Regions from separate parts of the Homo sapiens genome. Here region 1 is linked to region 2. A link is an interaction called in ENCODE POLR2A ChIA-PET data of the cell type or tissue named here. Cell type or tissue: Caco-2. All regions are shown on one strand. Links, peaks and the distances in the headings refer to the core of each region. The heading gives the core; the rest is flanking DNA. Region 1 has its middle 4.5 kb from the start of AKIP1. Region 2 overlaps DENND2B (DENN domain containing 2B).

What was found. Peaks named below come from ENCODE experiments on the same cell type or tissue, not always from the same donor. Only the 100,000 strongest peaks of a DNase experiment are listed, where the experiment ranks them.
Region 1: POLR2A ChIA-PET joins it to region 2 with 5 read pairs; 3 of 35 experiments call an interaction of 5 or more read pairs at or near these places.

The regions. Positions count from the first base shown.
Region 1 is chr11:8,904,487-8,908,888 of GRCh38, reverse strand. It overlaps a transcript of DENND2B not described here. Among named protein-coding and RNA genes, the nearest start is that of AKIP1, 4.5 kb to the left of the region's middle. In Caco-2, for the core only: no CTCF peak of the experiment used is centred there; no DNase peak of the experiment used is centred there.
Region 2 is chr11:8,731,904-8,736,305 of GRCh38, reverse strand. The region is part of intron 2 of DENND2B (DENN domain containing 2B); the gene reads left to right. Among named protein-coding and RNA genes, the nearest start is that of DENND2B-AS1, 35 kb to the left of the region's middle. In Caco-2, for the core only: no CTCF peak of the experiment used is centred there; DNase peaks (open chromatin) are centred at 1,012 and 2,235.

The DNA of each region.
Region 1 (4,402 bases), core at 244-4,243, 170 kb before region 2:
TAGCATTAGTATGTGCCAGGCACTGCCCTAGGAGTTGTGGAGAACAGAATGTGGATCAGACTAAAGGAGAATAAAAAAGAGGAAAGAATGCACATAAAATCTATAATACCAAGAACAAAATATTCGGACATGCCATAAGATTGACACAGATAAAATGCTATCAAGCTTAGGAGACTATGTTCAGCTGGGAGGATCAAGAAAGGTTTTGCAGAGAATGTAGTTTTCAAGCTAGGCCTGATGGCCTAGGAATCAGTGAGAGAAGAGGTAGATAAGATACCCGTTAACTGCTTTTACAATAAGTGTGGTTGGAGTGGGACAGAATTTGGTCCTCTTTATTTTTTATGGATTTCAAGGTTTTAGCACATTCCTCATAGGGTTATTGTGAATATCAAGTAAGTTAATATCTATAAAGTGCATTTATAGTACTTGGTACATAGTAGGTGCTCAATAAATATTAGCTAGTATTATTATCTTAAGCTTCAGCCTGGTCTCCCAAAATATGCTCTCACTTACCCAGTATCATAGCCACACCTCATCTCATTTGTCTCTCTTCCCCATTCTATTTTAGTCATTCCAGTTGAGGCACTACTTTCTTTTTGTCAGGTCAGCTCTTTGAAACTTTTCCCAGTGGTTCCCAGTTGCCACCTCTGTTGCCATAGCCTTAAAAAAATTTTTTGTGTGTACTTTTCCAATCTAATTTAAATTATGTGTAGTTATGGTTTCTTCTCTCCCAATAGCCTTTCAATTCCTTGAAGGCAGAAACTGTTCCTTATTTGTCCCTAAACATTCCAGGACCTGTTAAGTAGCGGGTGTTCAGTAGCCATTTGTTGAAATTACTCTGATTTAATTTTTAAGTTAAATAGACTTCTGTTAGCCCACATAAAGAGGTGGCTTTGTGGTGGCTCACACCTGTAATCCCAGAAGTTCAGGAGGTTGAGGTGGAAGGATTACTTGAGGCCAGGAGTTTGACAGCAGCCTGGGCAACATAGTGAGACCCCTGTCTCTATTTTTTAAAAAATTAAAAAACTAGCCTGGCATGGTGGCTCATACCTGTAGTCCTAGCTACTCGGGAGGTTGAGATGGGAGGATTGCTTGAGTCCAGGATGTTGAGGCTGCAGTGAGCTATGATCGTGCCACTGCCCTCCAGCCGGGGCAACAGAGTAAGAACCTATCTTAAGAAAAAAAAGAGTTGGCTTTTCTATTAAAAAAACACCTACCTACATGAACTTTAATGAATGTAATGAATATTCAATTGTAACTACATTTTCTCAGAATTTAACATTTAGAAATTTATGGGAAAGAAGATGCTTGAAATGAAACTGAAACCAAAAGACTCTAAATTAAATCTTTGCATTTGTTTTTATTTTTCTATTTGTAAATATATTTGTAAATATATTTTTATATGTGCATATTTATAATTTTAAAGATTCATCCTGTAAACCACAGATTGAGAGACTTGAGAGATTCCTTTTTATCTTTTTTAAGATTGGCTGGGAATAATGATAGAACATGACCTACCATCAGGCCCCTTGTGGATCAAATATAGCCCACGCCAAATGAAAGCCACTGGTGAGAACTGAAAATGGAATTGTAAATGGAGAGAGGGCAACTAATTAGGAATGTGCCTGGTCAACAGGGAAATAGACTGTCAGTATTGACAGAAAAATAAACTATTGATATGAGTTTTTAATGACTTCTATCTTCACAAGGGTAAATTCACTAATGAGAACAGATGAAAGTTAGTTGTCAGGGTTCTATGTTTTGGAGGAGATGCGTTGGAAGAGGTCTTTAATTGTGAAATGGGGAAAGAGACTGGTGCTGTATTTGGGACTTTTTGAGGAGAAAAAACAAGTCCAGTGAAGAGCAATGTAAATTCCTTTTCTTTATGTGAAGGGGGCCAAAAAGGGTTAAAAACCCAGGATGCAAAAGTGGGTACTGTGCCAGAGTTAGACAGTGATTTATACTGTACATACCAGAAACTGTATAAATCATTTTATTTGACAAATGGTATTGTTATTTCTCCAGCAGACTTAAGAGCTTTGGAATCATCACAGCTTTGTAAGGTAGTATTACAGACTGAGTCATTAGATCATTCATTTTGCCTGATTACATCATCTCACTGGGTTATTGGGGGAATGAAAGAAACTCATTATCAAAATTGTCATCTTGATGATGTAGATTAAAGAAAATGAATCAAACTTCTGAGAATTAACTTTCACAATCTGTTTAAAATTGACTGGGAGTTAAAAAAATTGGTTGCAGAGCAGGAATGATTGAAATCTTGTCATTTTTAAAAGTCAGAGATCAAAGGAATAGTATTTGGAAGATATTTAATATAAACAGTTGAAATTTATGTAGAGTTTTTTTTTTTTTTTTTTTGAAGACTTCTTGGCTGGGCGCGGTGGCTCACACCTGTAATCCCAGCACTTTGGGAGGCTGAGATGGGCAGATCACGAGGCCAGGAGATTGAGACCATCCTGGCTAACACGGTGAAACCCCATCTCTATTAAAAATACAAAAAATTAGCTGGGCGTGGTGGCAGGAGCCTGTAGTCCCAGGGGAGGCTGAGGCAGGAGAACGGCGTGAACCTGAGAGGCAGAGCTTGCAGTGAGCCAAGGTCGCGCCACTGCACCCCAGCCTGGGTGACAGAGCGAGACTCCATCTCAAAAAAAAAAAAAAAAAAGAAAAAAAAGACTTCTTTATTGAGGTATAATGTACATATGATAAAATTTACCTGTCTTAAGTGTATATTTCAGTATTTTTTGTAAATTTACAGAGTTGTCAACATCACCAAAGTGCAGTTTTGGAACACTGTCATTACCTGAGAAAAATCCCTAGTGTATACCATATGCAGTCAGTTCTCAGCTCCTGCCTCTGGTCCTAGGTGACCAGTCTTCTGCTTGCTGTCTTATGAATTCGCCTTTTCTGGACAATTCATATAGATGGAATCTGATAATATGTGACCTTTTTTTGCCTGGCTTCTTTTAATTAGCATAATGTTTTTGAGGCTCACACATGTCGTAGCATGTATCAATACTTCATTCTTTTTTATGACTGAATACTATCCCGTTATATGAATATATTACATTTTGTTTATCCATTTACTGGTTGATGGTCATCTGAAATGTTTCTGGTTTGGGGCTATTTTGACTGATAATGCATAGTAAGACTTTGTGTGGACACATGTTTTCATTTCTCTTGGGAATACAGACTTGAGCCGCCGCACCCACACCAGATGTATGATTCATAAGTATTTTCTCCCAGGCTGTGTCATGTATTTCATTTTCTTAGTGGTGTAATTTGAAGTACTAACATTTAAAGTTTTGATGAACTCCAACTTATTAATTTTTTTCCTTTATAAATTGTGCTTTTGGTGTTATATCTAAGAAATCTTTGCCTAACCTAAGGTCATGAAAATTTTTTTTGAAGATTTTTTCTATGTTTCCTCCTAATAGTTGTATATTTTAGTTTTTACATTTAACTCTATGCCATTTTGCATTAATTTTTATGTGCATTATGAGGTAAGGGTCTAGATTCATTTCTTTTCATGCAGATGTTCAATTTTCTCAGTATCATTTGTATAAAAGACTATCCTTTTCTCATTAAATTCCCTTGGCAACTTTGTCAAAAATCAATTCACCATAAATGTAAGAGTTAGCTTTTAGACTTTAAATTATGTTCTATTGATCTATATGTCTGTCCTTATGCCATATTATACTGTATTGATTATTGTAGTTTTGTAGTAAGTTTGGAAATTGGGAAGTATATCAACTATGTTCTTCATTTTCAAAATTATTTTTATATTCTAGTACAGTCATTATTTCCATAAAATTTAAATTCAGTTTGTCAACTTCTGTGTAACAACTGTTGATGTTTTGATAGAGATTATATTGAATTCACAGATTAATTGAGGAAGAATTGCAATCTTAACAATATTGGGTTTTTGAATTTATGAACATGGAATGTCTGTCCATTTATTTCAGTTTTCTTTATTTTTTTTACTAATATTGTGTAGTGATTAGTGTACATATTGCACTTCTTTTAACAAATTTATTAAGTATTTTTATGCTGTTGTGAATGAAATTGTTTTCTCAATTTCATTTTCAGATGAAATTATTACTAGTGTATAGAAATATAGTTGACTTTTTCATATTGATATTGTATCCTGTAACCTTGTTAAACTCATTTACTTGTTCTAAGAATTTTTTTGTGGATTCTTTAGGATTTTCTGTATACTGGATCAGATCTTCTGTGAATAAAGAAAGGCTAACTTTTTTCTTTTCAATCAGGACTTCTTTTTCTTGCCTAATCGCACTGGCTTGAACCTGTAGTACAATGTTGAATAGAAGTGGCAAGGGGAACATCTTTGCCTTGTTCCCAATTTTAGAGGCAGAACATTCAG
Region 2 (4,402 bases), core at 84-4,083:
GATTGTGGCTTGCTGCAGCCTTGACCTCCCAGGCTCTAGCAGTCCTCCCACCTCAGCCTAAAATAGTGCCTGGAATAGACTTGGTGCTCAATATATCTGGTTGAATGGATGGAGAGCCAAAATGTATCTCCGGCCTGGTGGGGTTGCACACTGTGGTCTTGGTGATAGGTGGCTTCCTTCGTTCAGATGCAGAGAAGGCTAGCAAGGAGCTGGCCTAGGAACCATGAAGAAGTGAAGCTAGAGACTGTCAGTGGCTTTGCTCCCATGGTGGCATCCGAAGGCAGGCCCTGCCCTTCTCTTGGCCGTGGTCTCCTCTTGTCCAACAGGGGAGAATGATCTTACTTTCCCTCCGAGTCTCAGTTTGAGGAACTAGGAAACAACTAGACAGAGAGGAACTGAAGCCCAGGAATGAGCACTCTCTCCCATCCATGCCAGGGGATGACACCTGCTGTGCAAACTCTTTGTCACGAGGATCTAGACATCCTGACACCTGGCTCCCATTGTGTCCCTCCTGAAGCCTCCCTAGTGTTCCCTCTCTAGGTGAGACTCTCCTGACCCTCCTTCAGCCTGGGAGCAAAGACTGGTGGAAGCTGATTCTTAGGGTGGCTGAACTAGCTCCACTTCCAGGGGGTGCCCCCATAAGAGCATCAGAGCCTGTAGTAGTGAGAGAGAGATCCAATCCAGACATCATGGAAGCTAAGCTGGCCTGTGGGGAAGTGGGGAAGGAAGGCCAGGGCAGTGGCTCTGCATTGGGATGGGATGGGCCAATGATACGCAGGCGTGGCCTTTCCCACCTGCATCTTTTTACTGCTGCCGTGGAGCAAATCACCCCAAAACTTAGTGGCTTAACACAGTTGATTGTTTCTCACATTTCTGTGGGTTTTCTGGTGGTTCTCTGCTGGTTTCCCCTGGGCGCACTCATGTAGCTGTGTCCGGCTGGGTCTGGGTCCAAGGTGGCCTCATTCATGAGTCAGGCAGTTGTAGGCTGGCTATTGACAGAGGTGCCTCGGTCACATTCCATGGGACCTCTCGTCCTCTAAAAGACTAGACTGGCTTCCTTATGTGACGGTGTCAGGGCAGCATTCCAGGTGGGTAAAGGGAGAAACTACAAGGCCTCTTGAGGCCTCAAGTTTAGAATTTGAACAATTTCAATTTCCACTGCCACATTGTATTATACTCAAAGCAAATCACCGAGATCAACCAAGATTCGAGTGACGGAGCAATAGACTCCACCTTTCCATAGCCTGAGCTGCTGAGAATTCATGGTCATATTTGATTTACTCCCCGCCCTCCCGCCCCCCTGCCCCGACAGCGTTCAGGATCCATTGACAGTGGCAAACTGACCAAATTTCCCAGGTGATTACTCTGAAGAGCCAGCCCCTTGTGAATATGAGTAATTATCAAGCTAAGATGGAACACTGTGTGTTAGGCCCCAAGCTCAATGCGCGACAGGTACTATTTCTCACAGGGATTCTCTGAGATATGTGATCTTTCTTTTTTTTTTTTTTTTTTTTGAGACTCTTGTTTTCACTCTTGCTGCCCAGGCCGGAGTGCAATGGCGTGATCTCGGCTCACTGCAACCTCCGCCTCCTGGGTTCAAGTGATTCTCCTGCCTCAGCCTCCCGAGTCACTGCAATTACAGTTGCCTGCCACCACGCCCAGCTAATTTTTGTTATTTTTAGTAGAGACTGGGTTTCGCCATGTTGGCCAGGCTGGTCTTGAACTCCTGACCTCAGGTCATCCATCTGTCTCAGCCTCCCAAAGTGCCGGGATTACAGGCGTGAGCCACTGCACCTGGCCGAGATACGTGATCTTCCAACACCCATTTTAGAGTTAAGGAAACTGAGGCTTAGGGAGAGAAGATTACTTGCTCAAAGTCATGAAGCTTATAAGTGGCTACACTGAAACTTGAACCCCAAGGCTGTGATGTTCTTACCCTCTCTTGAGACTGACTGGCTAGCCATAACCTGATAAAAAAAAAAAACAGTACTAATGATAATGAGCATTTTGCATCCATGGTCTCATTGGCTCAATATGACAACCCTGCGATGTAAAATGGAACAGTTTTGAAGAAATGAAACTGGATGTTCAGAGTGTGAGTCCATTGCTAATAAGAGGTAGAATCAGAAACATGCAGACAGATAACAGAGAATTCTACCCTCAAGTGAGAATGTCACCCCAGGAGGGCAGGGCCTTATCTTTATTGTTTACCAGACCTTGGAATGAGTGACTGGTGCCTTCTCTGTGATATGGGGCTTCAGGTCAGCACAGGCAGGTTCCTCTGTGGTACAGTGCACTGGGCCTGGCCTGTGTGGGGAGGCTGGGGCAAGGGTAGCACGTGAAGCCGTGGGTCCCAGGTCAGCAGTGACACCAAAGACAGGACCTTCAGAGGAAAGGGCCAGTCTACTCTCTATTTTATGCTGCATGAGAGGGGAGAAATGAAACCTCAGTTGAAGCAGGGTAGGCATTGAGAGAAAGTTCTTAACCTGTGAGGATTTATTCGTGCTGGAGCCACTAAGGGAAGTTATAGAATCACTCTTTCTGAAAGCATGCTGGGATCAGATGGACCAGAGGACCTGAATCATTTTCCTATCCCAAGGAGCCATGCCCCACACTACCATAAGTAACAGTGGTTCCATGGACTGGTGAATTCTCTCCTGGGCCGCTGGGGAGACACAGCCCTAGGGAACCACATATCAAAGTGCCTGAGCAGGTGAGGCATGTATAGTTTAAAAAGGCTTCCCAAGAGATTGTGAGTCTCATTAGGTGCCTGCCATCTCCCAGTAGAATATAAGCTTCACGAGGACATGAATTTATGTCTGTGTTGTTTATTCTTGTATCTAGCACCTAGAACAGGCCTAGCACAGAGTAGGTGCTCACTAAGTATTTGTCGAATGAATAAACAAATGAAATTGTCCTCTGTCAAATGCATCTTCAGTTGAGAACTAAAACAGAGTCCTTTGTGTAGCACAGACACTCATTCACTTAGGGGCTAGACTGATGACCTTTTGTATTTATGGTTCTATAAAATAAGAGAGACCTAAGGCCTCCATGAACTGTGAGGAAGTTGGGATCTCCCCCCGCCTCAAGCCTGGCGACTTGCCCTGCCGCTCCCTACCCCAGGGAGTGCGGAGGCTTACTCTGTTCACACCTCCTCACTGAGCAGAGCCTCTTTGGTCATTGGCTTGGCTTGGCACTGAATTTCTCTCATCTGTGCCCATATACACATGGGATGGCTCTTGTTTGACTTGCCCTTTGAAAAACAACTTAAGCATGTTGAGGTTTCCTGTTGATTGGGGGCAGCCAGAGGCCTGTGACCCAGCAGGGAATTGTCAGCCAATCCCTGACTCACCCAAACTCCAGTTTTCTGTGTGTGAGCGAGCAGTGACAGCAGCCTGGCTCAGGGGCAGCTGGCTGCCTTCCTGTGGATAGCATGGCATTCCGGAGCCTGAGAGGCTGGGCAGCCCAGAGCTGAGGGCCACGGCCTTAGGGTCAGGTAGGCCTTGTGCTGTGCAGTGTTGGCAAATCCTGCTGTTTTTGAACTGAAACTGTTTGGAAAGAATTCTGAAAGTTGACAGTGGTTACTCTAGTAGACAAGTAGAAAAGTGTGCCCAAGAGGAAGTATGCTCATGGTGCTCTTCAATAAGCTCACCTTTCCCTTCCTTTTGCTCTTCATCATTCACCGAGCACCTTCCAGACACTATTTGTTTGTCCCTGGGCCTAGAAGAAACCATGGTCTAGTAGGGAAGACCAAGAAGTCCCTTGATACTTACAAGTGCTGTGGCAGGGGTGTGCTGAGTGCTGTGGGGATTTCTCTTGAGTTGCCTCAGGGCCCTGGCAGTTCAGAAAGTGGCAGAGGCACTGCTTCCTCTTCAGAGAGTCAGCCCAGTGTAGTGGAAGTTCACGTCCTGGTTTCACTTACCAGCTGAGTGACCTCGGATGAGATATTAAACCTTTCTGTGCCTTAGTGTTTTTTATTTGTAAAATGAAGATAATAAACATGATAACCTCATAGACTTTTCAGGAAGATTAAATGAGTTAACATATGTAAAAACATTTATTCAGAAGTGTTCCTTGTAGTTGCCAAGATCTGCATATGGATTTGGAGCTGGGACATGGTAGATGCCAATTATTGGATGTGATGCCACTGCTGGAGGGTGGAGCTGCCTAAGGAGTTGGCCTCCCCACCCCATTGGCTTCCTCAATGATAGAGTGGAAAAGACTCTTTCCTGAGGGGCGCTTCTGACCTGTCTGAGGCCCTCAGGGATTCTAATTCTGGTCAGAACCCAACATGAAGAAGTGAGATGTTATGTCTAGTAGCAGAAGTCCCAGGGGAGACAGAGGCTTGTTAAAGGGAAAGATCAAAGGGTCTGAGTGTATTTGGGGGCCACTTCAGGGAGTA